Regions from separate parts of the Homo sapiens genome. Here all the other regions are linked to region 2. The links are chromatin contacts, found by Hi-C or POLR2A ChIA-PET in ENCODE. All regions are on one chromosome and are shown on one strand. Each heading gives the region's core, a stretch centred on a gene start or an enhancer-like site at or near the end of the contact. The rest is flanking DNA. Distances are from core to core; before and after follow the strand shown. Region 1 holds the start of KANSL2 (KAT8 regulatory NSL complex subunit 2). Region 2 holds the start of HDAC7 (histone deacetylase 7). Region 3 holds the start of ZNF641 (zinc finger protein 641).

Region 1 (2,700 bases), core at 172-2,671, 860 kb after region 2:
AAAGTACAAAAATTAGCCGGGCATAGTGGCGCACGCCTTAAGTCCCAACTACTTAGGAGGCAGGAGAATCGCTTGAACCTGGAAGGAGGAGGTTGCAGTGAGCCGAGATCTCCACTGCACTCCAGCCTGGGGAATAAAGCAAGAATCTGTGCGCCGCCCCCCCGCCAAAAAATTAACTTTAGGGCCGGGCGCGGTCGCTCACGCCTGTAATCCCAGCACTCTGGGAGGCCGAGATGGGAGGATACCTTGAGGCCAGGAGTTTGAGACCGGCCTGGTCAAAATAGCAAGACCCCATCTCTCTTAAAAAAAAAAAAAAAAAAAAAAAGACTAATTTAGAATATGCCTTTATTTTACAGATAAGGGAAAAGAACCAAAGAGGTGAACTAAGTAATCCAACTCAAGGGTCTTTCCAGTCTTCACCGTTTTTTCAGTTTTCCAAGGATACAACCATAACCCCAAATTTACAAGGACAAAATCTCAAACGCGGCAGCTATGCTGAAGCCCGCATCATATCACATACCCCCTCGCTTTAAGAAAAACGACATATATATCTATACATATATACCCATCTTTCTTCTCTGGCTTTGGGGCAGCATTGGGACATCTTTTTCCATTCTTCGTCGATATATAACTACACTGCTTGAAGGGTGCATTCTTGTCTTCAAGGATATGCTTAATGCAAAACTCCTGCCCCTCCAGACGAGGGTGAGAGCATGGACGATGAGTGAATGCACAAGACAGAGGTTCCTGAGACCTGGGCACTGGAGTGATCCTCCCCCGATTGGTTGGCAAGACGTGAATCCGAATCCTGTTCATAACCAAAACCTGCGGGGTCAAACGAAAGACCAAAAAGCCCTTACCCTTCCCGAAAATTCCTGCTCCACACAGATCGCGCGGACAGTTTCCAAAGGACATGCAGAAGTCGTCCCCGTAAGGTACGCTCCGTAAGTCCCCGCCGCCCTCCCCAAGTCTCCACAGGCATCTGTGGCTTTGCCTCCCTTTAGCGTGTCCCTCCATGCCCGGCCCCACCCCGAACCACACCACGCTGAATGTATCTTCAGGACTCGCACAGCTGCAGCACGAAGGGAAGCGACAACACCAGCCCCACGCGGCGGCCACGCCGCCTCCCCGCACGCCGCCTTTGTCCCGGCCTGCCTCAGAGCGCACGACTGGGCCTGGCCTCGGAAGCCTATGCGAGCGCCATTTTGTCCTACGGCTCCAGTCACCGGAGATCCTGGCTCCTGGAAGCCTGCAGGAAGGAGACTGACTCTGACACTGCTTTGAGGCGGAGTAGCAGCTCTGAGCTGACAAAAAGAGCGAAATAGCAGCCCAACCGCAAGAGCTTAGAGGAAAGAGCACCGCCATCTTACCTCAGGAGCTGCGCTGCGCCGCACTCTGCCGCGCCGCTCGCCCTTCTCTAGTGGCGCCAGCGGCTCTCAGATCGGCCTCGCCCCTTTCCGGACTCCTGGCTACTCATTGGCTACCGCTCGTATGACAGGATGTCGCCATTGGCCGAGACCAACTACCTATCGTGTCTGGGAGGGCGGAGCGCTGAGAAAATGCGAGGTTGGGGTGGCTAAGACAGACTGTCTGTCAGCAACTCCGCCCGGAGGAGAGTGAGCCGGGGAAGGGGGCGGAGAGCGGGCTGCGGGGCGGGTTGCCAGCTAATATTTTTCCACCTTGCAGCGTGGCTCGTTTTCCGGCTACTTTTGGACCCTCAGTCTGTGGTCCTAGGCTGCTGTTCCCTCACCACTGTACACAGCTAGTATAAAATCAGACAGACAGGCCGGGCGCGGTGGCTCACGCCTGTAATCCCAACACTTTGGGAGGCTGAGGCTGGCAGATCACCTGAGGTCGGGAGCTCGAGTCCAGCCTGAGCAACATGGAGAAACGCCGTCTCTACTAAAAATACAAAATTAGCCGGGCGTGGTGGTGCACGCCTGTAATTCCAGCTACTCGGGAGGCTGAGACAGGAGAATCTCTTGAACCTGGGAGGCGGAGATTGCGGTGAGCCGATATCGCGCCATTGCACTCCAGCCTGGGCAACAAGAGCGAAACTCCGTCTCAAAAAAATATATAAATAAAAAATAAATCAGACAGAGGCTGGAGGATCACTGTTTACACATAAAAAGTCTTTAGCTTTCTTTTGTGAACAGTTCAATACATGTACTGAACATTTGGTATAGAGAACACTGAGAAACATTTTTTGGGTGTTTACTGATTCTGGGAATTACATGTATAAAGTCATTGAATTTTTCAAAGCAACCCTAAGAGGTACAGGTTAGTATTATGTCCATTTTACAGATAAGAGGACTGAGGAACAGAATGGGACCATAGCTATTAAATGGGAAAGGAAGACGAATTTGAACCCAGCCCGCATTCTTTATCCCTTATTGCCTCTTATATAGTAAAGAGCATTGGACTGAGAATAAGGAAATATTTGTTCTAGTTTAGGGCTGCTTCTCATAACTGTGTGCCCTGTCTTTAAAATTCCATGCTAAATAATGCAGGTATCATAAAAATGACAGACACAATACCAATCATACCATCCTTTAAGGATTTTTAGTTTAAAAGCATCTTTCTGTCATCTCCACCACTTGTAGAAATGATTCCTAGCTTTCTTCCCATAACCCTTCTAGACATTTTTTGCTTTCCAGCATCTCTTATCTCCTCACTGTCAGTTTAAGAAAGATGTTTTAT
Region 2 (2,700 bases), core at 75-2,574:
GTCCTGAGGAAGGTCCCACAGGTCCAGATGCAAGTCCAGGGAACAGGCTGAGAAGTTGATCTTGAGCTCCCAGCAGGGCCGCTGAGGGCCGATGCCCCATTCTCACCCTAGAAAGCGGCAGGCAGAGCTGGGCCTCAGGCAGATGTTGCCTAGGGGAGTGGGCAGGGAGCGTTGGCAGCGAGACAGCCAGTGTCCAGATGCAGGGGGAGGCCTTTGGGTGCGCAAGACAGCCAGCGGGGAGAAGGAGTGAGGAGCAGCCGTGGCTGGGGAGGTCAGACCCAAACGGGCAGCCACAGCGGGAAGCAATGGGGGTGGGGCACTGGGTGGCCTGCGGGCCCCAGAGGGCTCTCTCCTGGCCCACAGGCCTAGAAACTCTGGTCGTGGGAACCCAGCCCATCCGCCAAATTTGCCGCCTGCTCTCACACTCCCCAACACCAACAGACCCCAGGCCTGGGGGGTGCACATCCTGTCCCCCACCCCTCACACAGCCTGCGGCGCCCCGCTTCCCGCGCCGCTGCCGGCATTGACCTCCACAGCTCACCAGGGCACAGGTGTCTCTTCACCCTGATGGGTGAGCAAGGATGGGGGGCAATGCTCAGAGAAACCTCCCAGCCAGAGACCCCTCCAAGGGACCTCTTTCCCCGCCGAAGGATCTGAGTAGGGCCCTGCCCGGCTCCACGGGATGGGGGCGCTGATGTCCAGCCCCACAAAGCCCAGCCCCAACTCAGTGGGTCCTGCCCTTTGCCCTCGCGCTTCCAAACCTTCCGCCCCGGAGCACCGCCCCCTCGCCGGGCCACCGCGGCCGTCCCTCCCTCCCCGGTCCCTCGGCTCGTCCTCCCCGGGAACAGGGGTGATGGGACGTGGGGCCCGCACACCGGCGGCCGGGGCCTCCAACTCCCTCCCTTGGGCCTGTAGCTGCCCCGGGGCGGGCGGATGTGGGCGCCCCGCGGGAGGCCCGAGCCCTCCGGCCCCCGGAACCAGCTCCGACCCGGAGCCTGCCAGAGCCCCGCGGAGCCGGGCGGGACAGGCGCGGTCGGGGGGCGCAAGCCGGGCTGGGCCCGCGGGGCTGGCGGGAGCCCGAGCCGGAGCCGGAGCCGGAGCCGGGGCCAGGGCCGGAGGCCGAGCCTGGGCGGGCGACGCTGGGTGCCGCGCGCAGGGCGGGGCGGGGGGCGGCCGCCCAGTACTCACCAGCGCCGGGGCTGTGCATCCAGGGGCCGGGGCCCTCAGAGCGGGGGGCTCATGGCGGGGCGGGGGGCTGGGGCGCCGGCCTCACATCCCCCCAGTCGCCGGAGGCTGCAGAGCGACTGTGAGACGGCGAGAGGAAGGGAGGGGGCCGGGAGGGGGAGGGCCCTGGCAGCCCGGCCGGCCGGGTAGGATGACAATGGAAGGAAATGCTTTATCTGAGTCTGAGAGCGGGCCAAGGGGGAGGGGAGGGAGGGGGCAGGCGCTCGCGGCCCTGGGACACACCACCCCGGCAGACACTGCACCGCGCGGCGCACAGGCGGGCCGCAGACACCGCGCGCGGCCAGATCGCGGCGGGGCGCGGCGCACTGCCGGGGAGGCAGCGCCGAACCCGGAACGCCGGCCGCGGCTCCGAGCCCCAGCCGCCGCGAGGCGCTCCGAGCCGTGCACAATTCCCGGAAACCCAGCTACCTGGGCGCACGCACCCTCGCATACACAACGTACACGAGCACGCATCCATGTTTACAAGGGGCAGAATCATTTACACAGCACACACTGGGGCTTCGGGGTGGACCCCCGTGCACACACTACATACCCGTACAGCCCACAAGCACGCAGCCACACGCGGGCACAGTGGGACACGCGTGGTGTCCCATGTCCCATACAAGGAATCCCAGACGGACACCCCCCACCACACACACACACACATAAGCACGACTTGCCTCAGGAAAGTTCCAGGATCTGATTTGAATCACTGCCCAGCCCTCCCCCACTGGCACCCCCACACACACACCATGCCTGCTGAGGGGAACGGAAGGGTCCAGCCTGTTCCTATTAAAAGAAAAAGGGTGTGGGGGTGGTGCAGATTTTGAAAGTTTTCTTTTTTTAAAGAAATTTCTCAAGGGACTTCCTTCCCTCCTCTCCTCTTCCTCTCTTCCTCCCATTCCTCTCCCTCCACAACCCCCCTCTTTCCCCCTCCCGGTCCCTATGAGTCAAACTTCAGCAATGTGCCCAGTGTCCCCCAGTGCATTACAGCGGATCACAGAAATGTTCCAGTCTGTGAGTCGGAATGCAGCCGCCTCCAGCCCTCCCTCAGCTAATAAACTCAGCTCAGGGCCGGCTTTAGGCAGTGGCCCTCCCTGCCTCTCCCTCCGCTTTTAGCTGGAGAGAAGGTCAGATTCAGGGGTCAGGGGCTAAGGACCTCGCCATTGTGCTTCCTGGGCTAGCCGGTCAGCCGTGTCTGCCTCCAGCAATCTGGAGCTGCTCCTAGGAAGGGGAGAGGTCCACCACGCAGGAACACTGGGCTCTCTGCAGCGTGAGGCGCCACCATTGTAAACCAAGGAGCAGCTTCCCCTGACCCCATTCTATCTCCCGCAATCCTAAGAAACCCCAAGAATCCAGAGAAGGAAAAATTGAGGCAGCCCCAGAGGTGGAGTCATGTCTGATTGGAAGCAAGAGCCCACAGTGGCCTAGGAGGGCTTGGCCATGCTGGCGGTGAACTTCAAACCATAGATTCTA
Region 3 (2,700 bases), core at 180-2,679, 530 kb after region 2:
CCAGGGTAGGTAATCACAGATGTCAAGTCGTCTATTTTCTTGCCTATTTGTCTTTGACAAAAGAGGTAGGTGGGAACCCTAAGCCCAATGCACAGGAAAAACAAATTCCCTTTTTATCTCAGAAGTCCAAAGATGGCTCAGGGCCTCATGGGAGCACCCTGGACTGATTCCCAGCCTAGGAGGTTTCCTTTTCAGAGACTTTTCATGAGAAAGGAAAATTCTTGCTAAAGCAATAAAGGGAAACTTCCATTTTAGCTCTCTTCTCTGAATTCCAGCTCTGTATCCACTTTTAACACACAGGGCACTAATTCTCCCTCTTCGTCCCATCTTTCTGGTTCTCTAGCTCCTGTGCAAATCCTCCCTGAAGGCTTTACCTCTAGCTACATATCTGGACACTTGTCTCAAACCCTTTCTCCATCTCCCCCAGGTAGCAGAGTCTCTTAATGGGAAGCCTCTTTGTGCAGAGCCCATTGGGCCAGCTGTAAGTTTTTCTATACCACTGACAGAAATCCGTGGAAGTGCTAGCAAAAATCTCAGCAAAGGATGGGATGGGTACCTGTCCTCAGCTTGCATTTCCTAAGATATTCACGCAGAGCCAGCACCTGGGCGGTTAAGGTGGTAGCCCTAACCTCGTTTCTCCTGGTTCCAGGATGATCCCATGCCCACTGCAGTGTGGGTTCTAGGGCTTTCATTTCCCCCTTTTCTTCACACATATGGGTAGCAAGGGACCTGCAAAAGGAAGTTTCTGCAGCCAGTGCTGATGAACAGAAAAGGGGCCATGTTATAAAAATGAGTAGCCCAAGGGCACACGGACGAGTTGGCTCCGTCCATCAGAGAACCCTGGCCCCTGCCACGGGTAGGGCATGGGCGGGACGGGAGCCTGCTCAGGGGTAAGGTTGCTTCTTCCCTTCTTCTTGTCACAGTGCCCCTGGAAAGGGTCAGATTTCAGAGAATCCGAGCAAGGCAGAACTGGAGCAGGGGAAGTGAGGTCAGAAAACAGGTTTCCCATGAGCTGGGGCATGAGCAAGTGAAGAGAAAGGGAGCCACGGGGTAACCTGTGCGCGAGTGACAGCGGCGGGAGCCCGCAGGGCCTGACAGTTGCGATGGGCACGGGGAGACAGGGCGAGAGGCGGGCACAGAATGTCAGCGGGGCAGACCCCCGGGAAAGGCAGCAACCCGGAAGACGCGCCGATCCTCCTCCCAGCCCCTATGGGTGACCGAGCCCCCACCAGCCGCCCCGGGAAGCCAGGCGTCCCTCCCTCCAGCCGCAGCTCCCTCCGGCCCGGCTCCACTCACCCCCGGTAGGCTTGGCCCGCGGCCCGGTGCCTCCCTCCCGGGCGCCGCCTGCCCCTCCCCTCCGCCCTCCGCTTGCGTCTGGGAGCCGGCGGCCGGCGGAGCCAGCGACAGGCGGAGACGGCGGCCCGGCAGGCGCGGGCGGGGCGGGGCGGGCACAGGAAATCCCCGCCCGCTTCCGGGGCTCTGCGGCGGCGGAGGTGCGGGGAGTGGGAGGGAGAGGAGTGGGAGGGAGAGGAGTGGGAGGGAGGGAGGGAGGGAGGGACGGGAGGGGGCGGGGCTGCGGCTCAGGCGCCCCCAAACGCGAACCCGGGACCTCCGCGCCCGCCGCTGTGGGGAGGGTGCGGCCCGAGACGCTTGGAGGGCGGCGGGCGCCGGAATCGCAGCCTGCTGTGGCCACTTGCCCGCACTCTTGCCTGACTGACCATTTTCCGCTCTGGCTACTGGGCCTCCCACGGAGTTCTGTCCTCAGGGTTCGTCAATTACCTGGAATTGCGTAACCGCCCGTTACAGGCCAGACCGAGGCCGAGAGCGATTTCTCCAGACAACAGTCTGGAATTCCTCAAGGAGCGTACCCTCTAGTTTTCACGATAGGATAAAGGGCTTGAGAGAGCACTGAGGAGGAGTCACTTATTCTGCCTGAGGGGAAGTCAGGTTGCTATCTGAAGTTGGCCTTGCGGCTGCTGTCCCATTTGCGGGAGCCGTAGCCGCAGGTGACACCTGAGCTCTCGAAATGTGGCTGGTCTGAATAGAGATGTGTTCCAAGATTTAGAAGATTTAATTTAAAAAGTGATATTTTGGGTATATTGGGTTAAATATATTAAAATTAATTTCACCTGGTTTTAACTTTTTAAATGTGGCTATAAATATGGCTTGCATTATATTTCTATTGGATAGTGCTACCTTGCAGCATTAAGATGGATTTGACTAGAAAAGATGAGAAGGGCCTACAAACAGTGAGTAAACCCATTGCTGTTAGAATCTGTTTATAACCTACAAGTCACATTCACATTCCTTATTTCATCATTACAACAATTTTCAAAAATTTTATTTAGTAGACTTAAAAAATAATTGACTCACTTAAGGTCATATGTGACAATCATTCGTTTAATGCATATTTATTTTCTACGTGTGCCAGACACTGTAACTAAATGCTGGGAGTTAAAGGATTCACAGTCTGGGGAAGCACATGTCAACAAATATTTGCAATAAAAACGTAGATTCTAAAACAGAGGAACGTACGCTGCACTTGAAGCAAAGAGAAGTGACCACGTATGGGACGGAGGTCAGAGAAGGCCCCCCACTCTGACAGAAATCGTGAGGCAGAGAAGAGTCAGGAGGGCTGTCTAATGAAAGAGGAAAATGCAGTAGACACGCAGTTGGGAAGAGTATAGAGCATATTCTAGG

What was found. Hi-C counts contacts between places; a loop is a spot of excess contacts on that map. ChIA-PET counts read pairs that join two places held with the same protein, here RNA polymerase II (POLR2A). Pooled maps may share reads with other maps.
Region 1: a loop to region 2 is called in a map of naive thymus-derived CD4-positive, alpha-beta T cell, with 3 times the contacts of the local background. The contact joins the promoter of KANSL2 here to the promoter of HDAC7 in region 2. A Hi-C loop is called at or near these places in 1 of 168 maps with a recorded cell type or tissue (naive thymus-derived CD4-positive, alpha-beta T cell) and 7 of 50 pooled maps. POLR2A ChIA-PET finds 5 or more read pairs at or near these places in 2 of 52 experiments (both activated T-cell).
Region 3: a loop to region 2 is called in a pooled map, with 4 times the contacts of the local background. The contact joins the promoter of ZNF641 here to the promoter of HDAC7 in region 2. A Hi-C loop is called at or near these places in 4 of 50 pooled maps.

What each region holds. Positions count from the first base shown.
Region 1 is chr12:48,680,817-48,683,516 of GRCh38, forward strand. KANSL2 (KAT8 regulatory NSL complex subunit 2) reads right to left here and starts at 1,422. Exons shown (of 10, transcript NM_017822.4): 1 at 1,371-1,422; 2 at 566-825. The coding sequence starts at 816. RefSeq lists an enhancer at 1,120-1,389 and silencers at 1,470-1,679, 1,720-1,769.
Region 2 is chr12:47,818,579-47,821,278 of GRCh38, forward strand. It overlaps HDAC7 (histone deacetylase 7), which reads right to left and starts at 1,325. Exons shown (of 26, transcript NM_015401.5): 1 at 1,189-1,325. The coding sequence starts at 1,207. RefSeq lists enhancers at 254-827, 2,166-2,700 and silencers at 736-1,045, 1,056-1,135, 1,276-1,615.
Region 3 is chr12:48,349,490-48,352,189 of GRCh38, forward strand. It overlaps ZNF641 (zinc finger protein 641), which reads right to left and starts at 1,430. Exons shown (of 6, transcript NM_001172681.2): 1 at 1,297-1,430. RefSeq lists enhancers at 941-1,010, 1,449-2,185 and silencers at 1,151-1,580, 1,861-1,940.